2 separate regions of the Homo sapiens genome follow, and region 2 is linked to region 1. A link is a contact called in ENCODE Hi-C or POLR2A ChIA-PET data. All regions are on one chromosome and are shown on one strand. Each heading gives the region's core, a stretch centred on a gene start or an enhancer-like site at or near the end of the contact. The rest is flanking DNA. Distances are from core to core; before and after follow the strand shown.

Region 1 (6,383 bases), core at 2,344-4,843:
TATTTTCCAAATGAGTGTCTTTTCATTTCCTTTATAGTATCTATTGACTAACAACTTGAGGTCAAAAAAAGATTCTTCTTAACATCTCAAGTTTCAATTTTCACATTAAAGTCCTTAATCTTTATGGAATTGATTTGTTTGTATGGTACGAAACAAGACTCAATTTCATTTTTTCCTCTATGGAAACCAATTGTCTCAGAATCACTTATTTCCTGTGATCTCTAATGCTACTGATGGCTTATATCAACTTTTCATATATATAAGAATATGTTTGGATCCTTTGATGACTTTCAGAAAAGTATTAAAATTGGCTCCATAAGATAGTACATGTTTTTTGCTAGATTTACTCCTAGGTACCTTATATTTTTGATGTTAATGTAAGTGATATCTTTATTACTTCATTTTCTAGGTGTTTCATGCTGAGATATTGAAATGCAATTAATTTTTCTAGTTTGAGCTTATATCCAGTCACTGTTATTTAGGTCCATATTATGTTTAATAGTTTACTTGTACATTTTGGGGTTTTTGTCATATAGACAATCCTAGCATCTGGAAACAACAAAATTTTTTTTCTTTCTTTCCAAACCTCTTGCCTTTCTCTGCCTTGTCTTACCACACTGGTTGGGATCTCCTGCACAAAGTTAAATAGAAGACTTAAGAGTAGGCAACATTATTTTATTACTGATTTTTAAAGAAATGCTTCTATTTAACAGTGATGTTTGCCGCATGGTTTTGGAAAATATGTTTCAATTAAGAAAGTTCTATTCTGTTCTATTGCTTTTTTTTTTTGCTAAAAGTTTTTAGCAAATGGATGTTAAATTGTGTCAAATGATTTTCCTTCTTCTATTGAAAAGACCATAAGATTTTCCTCTTTAATTTTTCAATATGGTAGTTGTAAAATCACCCTTAGATTGCCAGATTTAAAAACTAACGGGATTAAGTGTTTGTTATATTCTTTTATCTTTTTGAATCTTTGCTGTATCTGTGGTTGCATCTGCCCTTTCCATTTCTTCTTTATTTCTGTCTTCTGTCTTATTTTTAAAAAACAACTTGCAAGGGTCAGCTTTAGTCTCTCATTAATACGTTTGTTCAATATTTGGCTTGCAATGAGGCCATGGACTTCCTACAGAGTGGCCAGTGAAGCTGGAAACAGAGGTGAATATACAGCAAGCGGACTGTCGGTATTTGTTGAGTGAGCCAGTCTTCCATAGACTAGGAGTGTCCCTGTACATCTTTGCTGAGTGAGCCAAACTGCAAGGCCCTACCATCCTCTGAACCTTAGCCATTCCTCTAACTAGTCAGGTAGAGAATTCCAAGAAGGGGGTCAGGATACTACTGTGTGACTACTGCACAACTACTTGCTTCCTGGGAAAGGGGAATTGGCTCATTTACTGCTTGCTATAAAAGCTGCTGAGTCCTTTTCCTGGGGCTCCCTAGCTATGGGACAACTCACTGCACGCACAGGTGCCATCTGGGCTCATCATGTCACACCATGGGACTTGGGAACAGGGCAACTTGGGCTACCGAGCTGATGTTCCTGCTGTTTGCTATGCTGTGAATAATAAACTCTCTTGCTCTGATGTACTGACTTTTGTTGTTTACTTTTTGCACCTACATAGTTGTGGCAAACAACCCAAGTTCCTTGCATGCTTAATCATCCACTTTGAAGTCTTATTACTCCTGACCATTATCTATAAGGTTGGTGTCCTTTTCTGACAATATCCCATTATATTATGTGACAAAATAATATTATCTGTGTTTCTGTGTTCATGGCTACCTGTATTTAGAGAGACTCCTTTAGAATCACAGAAGATCTCAACCCTTCCCCTGCTCTGCTGACTTATGAATGCACAGCAACCAGCCATGTCTAATGATGGATGAAAGGGTACAACCTTTAACTCACTGCCTTCAAGTACCTTTTGAGAACAAATAGTTATGGAAGGAAACCTAAAGAATATCTATTTCCTAAAACCCATTCCCAAATTGTGGCAGAGTGTCAGAGAGGCATGCCTCAAAACCCATAGTCTGCTATCTTTGTTGAACAGCTTTTATTGCATTACTGTTTTTTGGGGGCGGTGGTGGCGGGGGTGTGGGAGTGATAACAATGAGTCCTCATTGAGATCCTTGTTTGGATCAGGCATGCAAAATTCATGTATTACAAATATTTAGAGAAACCGGCTTAAATCTCTTGTAGGGAGTATAGTTACAAATGAATGTGAATGGATGAACAAACAAATAAATACAATTTGAGAAGTCATTGACCATCCAGCTGTGTTTTATAATAATAGGGACATAAAAGAAAAGAGAAGGAATATTTTTGGATACCTATTTTATTTCAGGCCCTTTTGTGGGTGCTTTACTAACATTATTTCACTTCATCTTTTCTTCATACCACCTCTGTGAGGTTGGTATTATTCATTCAATTTTACAGATGAGAAAATTTCGCAGAAAAGTAAATAATTGTATAAGGACTACATTGGGATTCAAACTCAGGAGTGTCTGATTCTAATGCCTGTGCTCTGTCCAGGACACCTCACTGTACATTATCCAGGAATTTTTATTCCTCGGGTCCTCAGCAGCAGTGAAAACCATGGAGTGTAAGCTCAGCTACCTCCCCGGTCCTGGAGAGGCTTTCGCTAGCATTTCTCACATAATGTGTGCTCCTGCTGCCACCTGCTGGCACTTTGTGCATCCTAATTTTTCTTGGTAAACCCCTCAATCTCCGGGAAGAAGAAACCATCTGGCTCCAAAAAAGGCAAGAAGCTCCATGCAGACAACTAGCTGGTAAATCTTCCCCAAAGCTGGTAAAGCTATAAGGGAATAATTATTCTCATCGACCTCCCCTGGGGAGAAATCCTTTCTCTTTCGAAGTTACTCAGTTTTCATCAGATTCCAGGTATTGAAAGAAAGCCCAGATTGTGTTATCCAGACCATTTAAATTTGAATGGTGGTCTCTTGCTAGACTGGGGTATTCCATGCCCCTAGTATGTAACACTGATCATCATATTGACAAGCAACAAGCCAGTAGGTAACAGTGCCTCAACCAATAAGAGTCTAAGTGGCTGCAGAGCTGGGCTTGGCCTCTTTCCAGAAGGTGGTAGGGCCCCCAGGAATCAGGTTACTGCATATCCTGGTCCTTCACCTGGGCAGCTAGGACCAAGAGGGGACTCTCTTACCTCTGTCAAAGACATCACACACACAGACACACACATACAGACACACACACACACACACACACACACACACACTCTCTCTCTCTCTCTCTGTCTCTCTCTCTCTCTCTCTCTACCCCTCTCTCTGTCTCTCTCTCTCTCTGTCTGTCTCTCCCTCTCTCTCTCTCTCTGTCTCTCTCTCTCTCTCTCCACGTCCTGCAAAACATAATGATTTGTCATCTGGGGTGGATTATTAGATTTTTGTTTTCCTTTGTTTCCCTTTCCTTGACAAAATGGGGAAAAACCCTTCCCGGGGGCGGGAGAGCTTATTTCTGACTGCTGTAAAAAAAGAAAGCAGGAATTGTTGTCACGACAATGAGGAGCTCATCAAAGCCTCATTTTGCTCATCAGCCATCATTGCCCTCCATCCCGCACCCCCGCATGTTCCTCTAATTCAATGCCCGCCTAATGAATAACTCCCAGAACAAAAGCCCCTTTCAGGCTGCCTACATAATTATCAGAGGAGCCTTGCATAACTGTCGCAGACTACTCATGTTTTCAGGTCTGTCTCTAAATTTGGTTATTCACAACCTTTATAGCTCAATATTATTGCCTAACTGTGATCATTTTCTAATTATCCTAATAATACCTATTAAATAATTCCCATTAAATCACTTGAACCGGAGCAGCACAGGCCAGCTCAAATACAACTTAACCTAATAAGCGTTGGTCATTCATTAAGCAACAGGGCAATCTCTTAAAGGGACTGAATAGAATATTAAACCACCAAGGAATATTATTATTGCACAAATGTTATTACAAGTTAGAGTATATTAATTTTGGTGGCTGGTCTGCAAAACTTCCATTTGGTTGCTTTTGAGGCCACTCTCCCGTCTTGACTCTTTTAGTCTCCAGCCCCTTGTTGATCTGCATCTGTCACCCACACAAGGACAATCATGGGAAAAAGGCCCATAAACTTAACAGGGGAATTAAATTACCAAGGATATAAAGGGAATGAATGGAATCCATCTTCTGTCTGGCTTGGCACACCTCCGAAACATCACAAGCTGGCCAGATTTCTTTTGCTATAACTCAAACTAGCTCTCTCTTTTCTTTTTTTTTTTTTTTTTTTTTCATATTTGGGGATGAGGAAGATTTTCAGAAGATGCTTTACAATTTTGGTTTCTATCATTTAAATTTCAAGCAGTAAAAATTAGACAAATTCTTTAAAAGAAGATGTGTGTGGATACTTAGTAATATTTTGTAAAATGATATGAGTAGTGTTTACTAAATGCCTACAACCTAGGCAATACTCCGGTAGAGACTTTGCCTATCAACACTTCTAATTCTCAAAATGACCTGATAATATGGGGATTATTATCTTCACTTTTCAGATAAAAAATCTAGGACCAGAGAGGTTAAGTGATTTTCCCAGGACTATTCAGCCTAAGCGGAGTGGAATAGAATTTGAACACAGGGCTTATTGGCTTATTGGCGCCCACAGCTCCCCACTTCCCACCATGCCACCTCTTGGCCTGTGTTGCTGGCGGCAAACTGAAGCACGCCCTGGCTTTTCTGGTTTTTCCTCTTCTTTTCTAATGCTCTCACTGAGATCAGCAGATTGTCAAAGACAAGGACCAGAGCCTTCTGGACTGGGAATATGACCAAGCACCAAACAAGGGCAGTTCATTCTACCAAAAGTCCCACAGCAGCTGTAGAGATGGACAGTGACTCTCAGTCCAGGCAGCAAGAAACTCTTTATATTTGTAATAAGCCTATTTCTAATGAGCAAATTTGGGTCATCTTTGCAAGGAAATCCAGTGCATTGTAGTAAAAAAAACAAACAGGTATTGATTAATCATCTGCTCCATGCCAGGCACTGGCTATGGATATTACATAAATTATTTTAGCTAATCCTCACCACAAATACAAGTAACAAGTATTATTAGCACTCCCAATTTACCAACAAGAAAACTGAAGCACAGAAGAGGTAAAGTCTGACTCTAGCATTTCCCTGAAATCTAGTTGCTAAATTAACCATGCAGTTAATGAAACTGAAACCTCAGGACCCCTTACTTGGATGGGTCCTTGCAAGGTTCTGGAAGCAGCCCTCACAATTTTACATGCATGACTTTGCATGAACTCCAGGCCTCAGGAAATCTGGGTCTGCACCTGCTAGTTTCATCGCTCTCATGTAACTGGACTCTTAAAGAATTGAAATCCTAATGTTTCACTTGTTAAGTAACAAGTAACCTGTTGTTTATATTATTGCACATTATTTCAGTGCTCAGTTTTTCACCTTTTATATCTCAAATGCTGAAGGCTGAAGACATCACATTATAAAACTAAAGAGACAATACCCCCAACAAACTCTTAGGGCCCCCCAATTCATGAGCCACACCCCTACTGGAAGATTTCCGAAAATGTAGGTTTCTTTAAGCCACTCCTTACCTGAAAACCCTTCACTAGCTCATTTGTGAAGATATTTCATGTCTTTCCACATTTGACCTTTGCAGGTGCTGTTCCCTCTGCCAAAACAATCTCCTCTTTACTGGTTAACTCTTGTTCCTCCTCTGGTTCTCATCTTATAGATCACCCCTTCCCAGAAGCCTTGCTTGATGGCTTCCCTCGCCCCAAGATCAGTTAGGAACCTCTTGGTTCTGTTCACGTTGTACCCTAATGCTTGTTCCTATGACAGCATTTGTCATACTGTATTGTGGATTACCTCTTTACCTATGTGTGCCTCTCAATGGACTATAAACTTCTCAAGGTAGAAACTGCATCATACTCATTGTTACAGACCCAGTGTTTTAATGTCTAATGCATAGTAGGTCTTCACCAGATGAGTTCTGTTTGAATCCAAGAAGCTGAAGCTATTACTGGAAAAGTTACCACTTATTGCTTTACCTTGGGCCAGGCAATGTGTTAACTTAAGCATCAAATATAATTTCTTCTTTAATCCTTATATCAGTTCTATAAAGGAGAAAACCACCATTATCCCCATTTTAGATGAGAAAATGAAAAAGTATAAAGGTTTATAATGTGACTGGCCCAAGGTCGTACAGGTAGTAAAGGAAAAACCAGGACATTGACTCTCACTCTGAGTTTTGAATTACTACCAACACTGCTCCAATACCCATATATTTCTCCTGAATTTATCTTAATCCTTGAATTGCAAAGAACATTCATGTTAGCCAGTGGAGAGGTGGCTTATATCAGTTCTATAAAGGA
Region 2 (6,383 bases), core at 2,128-4,627, 210 kb before region 1:
GCCAGATTTTGGAGCATAGATACTGACATCCTTCGCCCTGACACCCAGAAAAGAAAGCCAGGGGCTGGGCCTGATGTGAAAACCTCAGTCAAGCAGGTTGGCTCCACAAGCAGCAATAATTCCTTTGGGAAACAAGAGTGCCAGGCAAGGAGACCAAGGCAGAGACTCAGGTGTGTTGGGGAATGGGGAGAGACCACTGCTTAGGGCCACAGCCCCTTGGATCTTAGCTGCTAGCCTTGAGTAAAATAATGTCATTGGGGCACTGAGGGTCCACAAGTATGTTCAGAAACTGGATGAGGTGGAAGTTGCAGGTAGAGGCTTTATTAGCTGAGGTACACGGGGTCCAGAGATGTGTGCATGTGGGGGGTGGTGCAGGAGCCCACAGGGATGGCAGGTCGGCCCACCTGGCTTCCTGCCCATTTCCCTTTCTCACTTATGCAGAGGGAATGCCTCCTTTCCTGTTCTGGCTGATATGCAATGAGAATTTTATATTCATAGCTCCCTCATTGTATGTCATCCTGAGAGGTTCCTCCTGCCTCCTCAGTGAGCCACATCTTGGATCACAACATTGCTGAGTCTTGTGTACAGAGTGTGAATGTGACACATTTCTACCACCTTTGGGGACATCCCTGGGGAGAGGCAGGATATTTGGTTTAAATCCTGGCCCTAAAGCTGCGGCATCCCTGGGCTGGAATGTAGAGTAACAGGGCTGCCCTGAGGAATGAGCGGGAACTTGATCTGCCAAAGGAGACGCTCCACACAGGGGCCACACCTGGGCCGGGGCTCGCTGAGGCCGGTAGTGTGTGCCTCCTCCACAGAGGGCCTCCCTGAGGTTCTCTTAGGGGAGGGAACTACGCCCTGTGCCCTGCTACCTCTGGTTCTATGCTCAGAGTAGCAGGGCATAGGACCCACGCAGGTCTGGGAAGCCTCATAACAATCCAAAGACCCCCTCTTTCCCAAAACAGCCAGAGGAAATGTGCCATCGTGCAAAGAATGTGGGCGTGGGAATCACACAGACCTGGGTTGGATCCCACCTCTGCCACGTGCAAGCAGTGCAACCTTGAGCAACTCACTTACAACTTCTTGGAGGCTGTTTTATCATCTGTAAAAACATGAAGTTAATCACACCTACCTCAGAGGGTGCTGTGATGATTAGAGAAAATGCTTACATACAAATAACATTCAAACATGTCAGCAGTTTTAATATCAGCCCCAAGAATGGAGGGAATGGGGGGTCAGAGGTCCCTGGAGCCAGCTTTGCCATCAACGGGCTCTGTGACCTTGGGCAAACTCTCTCCCCTCTGCAGTGGTGGGGCTAGATGCGATTATTTCTAAGAACGCTGAGCGTCCCACCTCCAGGATTCTTCTTTCTCTTTTCTTTTCAAGCAGCCCCCGTTCTGGTCTCAGGGAGGCAGGTTCTGAGATGGAGGTATATGAGCAGGTGGCTTACTGGGGAGTGAGCCCAGGAACAACACCAGTGAGGGAGCGAGAGCTCAGGGTGAGGAGCTAGGCTGTGATATGCAGTGAGGGTGGCCTCAACTGCTCCTACCTGGAGCTCTGGGGCTGGAGGGAGGATCTTGAAAGAGCCTCTTCCCTTCAGAGATGTCCAGATGGAAGAAAGTGTATGCACTGACTGTGTGCACCGACCAGTCCTTGGGTGCCCATGCAAGGGCGTGTCATCTTGGAGATAGGCTCACATCTTTCTTCAGCAGGGCCTATCATGCAGTGGGAGGCAGCTGGGGGTGTGGAGGGTAGGGAGAGAGGGAAGAATGAGTGCCTTGGCCCTCAGGGCCACCTGGGCAGGGGGTACCACAGCATCCACTGCACAAGCCCTTCCTGCTTCTAGACTTCTCTAGAGTGGAGATTCAGTCTGCTGGCTTCTCAGTCTTGGACCTGGCCTGCCCTGGCCTTCGCCAGCAGGGGAGAAATCAGTGTCTGTCCACGAATACTCATCCACTGTCTGCAGCTGCCAGGAATTCTGAAGGCAAAAGCTAAGGAATTCAAAGCATCTATGACTTAGCAGGATTGTTCCAAAACTGCAGACTTCTCCAAAGAGCCTTCTGGATTTCATTGTGAATGCTTCTCTCAGTTCTTAGAACATAGCCAAGGACTCCCGCCCCTCACTTTTCAGGGCTGTCCTCTGGCTGCTGGGGTCAGTGGGCCTTGGTGAGCTTGCCTGGGGAATGCGTGGGTGTTTGGAACCCTTGCCTTCCTGCCTAAAGGTAAGATGCTTGGAAGCTGGAGTCAGACAGTTCTACCCCTTTCTACAGGGTTATTTTGGCCACTCCACTTAACCTATCTGGGCTTCTTTGCTCATCTCTAACATGGACTTGGTACTACCCTCAGAACCTAGGGACGTGGCTTTTCTGGAGGCTAAAAACAGAACATCTTGAGCAGATAAACATGCTGCCTTCTGGTAAATATGTAGTTTGAGTGGTAGCTACTATCTTTCTATATATTTTACCTCCTGCCCCATCCCCAATCATAACTGATTGGTCCAGGAGTGGGCATTAAGAATTTATTTGGAGCCTTGTATTGGCATCCTGAGCTATAAAATTTGTACAAGGCTACAATGGCAAGCAGCTTTCCTTGTAATATTCCTGTCTCCCTCCCACTCTCCCAAAGACATCACTAGTCAAAAGGCAATGGGGAGAGTGCTGGGTTGATTAGTAATGTCTGCCATAGATATGTGAGGAGCAGAGGAAGCATGGTACTATTTGCCAACCCTGGCCTAAGGCTTGCAGGAATAACGGTAGCACTAGGAACCCCTACTGCTGTGGAGCTTTCAGGTTTACAGAGTGTCCATAGCCACACTATTGTTGAGCCTCTTCACCAGCCCTGGGTTGTGGAGTGGCCCTCCTCGGTGTGGGATGATTACTCTCATAGTTGGAGCATAGGTTCAGGAGAGAGGCCTGAAGATGGCGGGGTGGGAGACACTTCTGAGCCAGGCAAAATCAAACCAGGATTCAACAAGTGACAAGCCCCCCTTACATCCTCACTACCGACGGAGAGGCTCAGAGGTACAGTGATTTGCCCAGTATCAGACAGCTAGCAAATGCCAGGCTTGAACATAGGCCCTTTGCCCCTAAATCAAAGTTTTCAGGGGTTCTGGCTATCCTAATAAAATGTGCTTGCACTCTCTCCCCTGGGCTTCCCCTGAGTCGAGTCTCTAGCAGTGTAACCTGACTGCAGATTTTCACATTGGGAAAATCCAAGAGAAGAAACTTGCTGCCTGTGACTTGTTTTCTCTCAGTCCCTGGAATTTGATTTTGTAAAATGATCTCATAGGCTTATTATAAACATGCATTGATGTACATCTTCAACTTTTGAAACAGCCAGTGTGAGTAAAGCTGAGTCACGAATGGAGGAAGCAGAGCCTTTCAGTAAAGTCTATTCACATATGGGCACAGGCTGTGCCAGTGGAGCCGTGTGCTTCCAGGCAGGGCTCTGGGCTCAAGTAGGCCGTAAGTCAGGATTGCTGTCATCTTGCTTTTTCAGTCCCCTGTCTCTGGGTCTACTGGTGTTCCCAGCCACAGTCTCAGGAACCAATCTGCTGATGTGCAGTGTGGGGAGGTAGAGGTTCACAGGCAGGCAATAACTCAACAGCCCTGGAAAAGTTCTGTTATTAAAGACCTAGTATCTACCTGGAGCACCTGGACATTGTTTGATGACAGCACCCTCCTCCCTGGCTCTCTCATCCCTCTCACGGGCCTAAGCTCCTGCCTTCACCTGCCCTGCACAGCAATTGCCCAATGGGACTCAAAAAGCCCACTACTAATTCCAGCTGGTCCCCTGTCTGAGGCTGGCAGACTGGGCCAGCCCCCTCTGTGTGGTGCCATCTCCCCTGATCTCAAGCCCTGCTTGCTGCCTGTCGCTTAGCCCTACCTGCTGGAATCCTCCTTTCCCTGTACACCTGCCTGAACTGTGACCAGCTTGTGTGTTCCTGCCTATGAGACCTCAGCAAGCCTGGCTATTTCCCTGGGCCCAGCACTGGTCAGCTGGGGTGGTGCTGCAGACTCCAGCCTCTGTACCACCCATGTCCTTCCCTCTCCCCCCAACTCCAGTCCAGAAGCCGGGAGCTCAACCTGCCTCTAGCTTTCTACCCAGAGGAGGACAGCCCCCCAAGTCCCCACAAGGGCAGAGACAGGCCACTTGTTTGTTGGAGAGGAAGTGAGGCTTCCTCAGGCATTCATACCTGTGCCTCTTCCCAGAGTACTCCAAATAACCAAGTGTTTCGCATAAAAAGACACAGAGCATACCCTTAAAAGAATACTTCAAGGCTGGCACTTATAATTCTAGTGCTTTGGGAGGCTCAGGCCAGGAGTTCAAGACCAGCCTAGCAACATAGACTCTGTCTCTACAAAATAGAAATAAAGAATTAGACAAGTAGGGTGGCATGTGCCTCGAGTCCTAGCTGTTTGGGAGGCTGAGGCAGGAGGATTGCTTGAGGCCAAGAGTTTGAGGCTGCAGTGAGCTATGGTTGTACCACTGCACTCTAGCTTGGGTGATAGAGTGAGACCCTGTCTCTAAAAACAAACAGAAATGGAACAACTTCAGAGTTCGGATAAACCTCTTTGTTTAATTTCAGAGTTTCCTGCAATCAGTTAAGAAAAGCCCCACCACTCCCCCTCCGTCAATTAACTAGATAAATACATAAAGTCAAGAGGAAACAGTATTTGTGATGGTAAAAGGAATTTTGATTCACAGTTGGAATCAAACCTCGTTGACACTGATCATGACCTCACCTCTAGCCTGTGTGGTGTTGGGGAGCCAGGGTTAAAGGAATGTGGAGGCAGCAGGACATCCTGGAGAGAATGAAGACTTCAGAGTCAGACAGAGCTAGATTTGAAGCCAGCTGGCGAACCTCTGTTTTCTCTTCTGTAAAATGGGTAACTATAGCACCTACCTGACAGGTTAGCATCTACATGATGGATAGGTTTCTGTGCATGGTACATGGCTGGAGTCCAACAAGAATTTATTTCAAGTCTGTCTTTTTCCACTGGAGATCATCACTGAGTTGCGGTCTCCTGAGCAGAAAGGGGGTTGGCAGCCGGAGCATGTGTCTCTCTTGGAACACCCTAGGCTCTGGCAGCACACAGGTTATGCAAGGCACAACCGGAGGAGGAAGTAACAGGATCCTAGCAGTGACTGTTGTTGGAGAGGGTCAGACCAAGCTAAAGCTTGGAAGGAGATGCAGCCTGGTTCCATCTGGATCTGAATCAAGGGTCAGAGGGAAGTGTCAAGGCTTGGAAGTCACTAGAGCATAAGCGCATGAGGCTGAGAGCATGTCTGTTTTGTTTGCTGTGGATTCTCCCATGCCTAGCGCAGCATCTGGCATCATAGGCAGTGTTTAAATATTTATTGAACAAATGAAGAATAAATGAATTAGTGACAGCCTTATCAGTTCAGAGCCTGGTTGTTTCGGGAGTTCCATTTGAAAACAAGGCAAAGGAGAACAGCTGCTGGCAGGAAACAAATGTGGGAACCACCAAAGGTTCTGAAGATACACCATGTTTAAACGGCTAGAACCTCAACTCTGGAGCCACGTGGCCAGGACTCAAAGCTCTGTCACTTACAAGACATGGAACCTGGATCATGTCACTAAATCTTTCTGTGCCTTCATTATGTTTTTTATTTTTTAATTTTTTGCCTATAACATGGGGATAATAGAACCTACCTCACAGGATTGTTGAAAGGACCAAAGGAGATTATTTGTGTGAAGTGTACACTGTAAGTGCTCAATAAACACAACTGTTAGTATTAATTGAGAGGGATGTGAAATTAGCTGTGTTTCCAGAAGTTTTGGCAGGGAATACACACAGAATGGATAGCTTAAAGAGAAACTTCTTAATATAGTGATAGATTTTAGAGCATAGAAAGAAAAAAATATGGGGAAAAAAACCCTGCAACTAGTTAAGAGTCATTGCAATATCTGGGCATGAGAGGATGAGGCCTAGATTAGGGGACTAGTTGGGGGTCCACAGAGGGAGAGGACCAGTGCAAAACAGATGGTTCATGAAGGAGCAATTGGTAGAACTGATTGGATGTGTTGGGGGGAGCAGAAAATGTAGAACTCCTTTGTGGGTCTGGAAGGAGATGGTAGCTCTCGAAGAGATGAGGGATGTCTAAGAAGGAGCAGGGCTGGTGAAGGATAAAAATCCAGTTTGGAATGTGCTAAGGGGGACAAGGGGTAGCCCGCTTGAAAGATGCTGTGAAGCTGGACATGCCCACGCGGATGGGTGAGATCTTGGGGTTGGAGGGAGGGCAAGCAGGGGTGGAAGCCAGGGGACATGTAGGAAGAGACGTGTGGAGGGCACTTCCAGAGAACACCCATGTTCGGGGGTGGGGAGAGGAAAGACCTCCACCTAGGAGCACACAGAGCT

What was found. A loop is a pair of places that touch in the nucleus more often than their neighbours do. ChIA-PET counts read pairs that join two places held with the same protein, here RNA polymerase II (POLR2A). Pooled maps may share reads with other maps.
Region 2: a loop to region 1 is called in a map of IMR-90, with 3 times the contacts of the local background. The contact joins two enhancer-like sites. A Hi-C loop is called at or near these places in 1 of 168 maps with a recorded cell type or tissue (IMR-90) and 2 of 50 pooled maps. POLR2A ChIA-PET finds 5 or more read pairs at or near these places in 1 of 52 experiments (BJ).

What each region holds. Positions count from the first base shown.
Region 1 is chr11:12,327,766-12,334,148 of GRCh38, reverse strand. It overlaps a transcript of MICAL2 not described here. Among named protein-coding and RNA genes, the nearest start is that of PARVA, 47 kb to the left of the region's middle. RefSeq lists an enhancer at 3,178-3,679. Within about 2 kb of position 3,593, at least 3 of the 41 ENCODE cell types and tissues checked have a DNase peak (open chromatin) inside an H3K27ac peak, as active enhancers do.
Region 2 is chr11:12,536,750-12,543,132 of GRCh38, reverse strand. No RefSeq gene overlaps it. Among named protein-coding and RNA genes, the nearest start is that of TEAD1, 130 kb to the left of the region's middle. Within about 2 kb of position 3,377, at least 7 of the 41 ENCODE cell types and tissues checked have a DNase peak (open chromatin) inside an H3K27ac peak, as active enhancers do.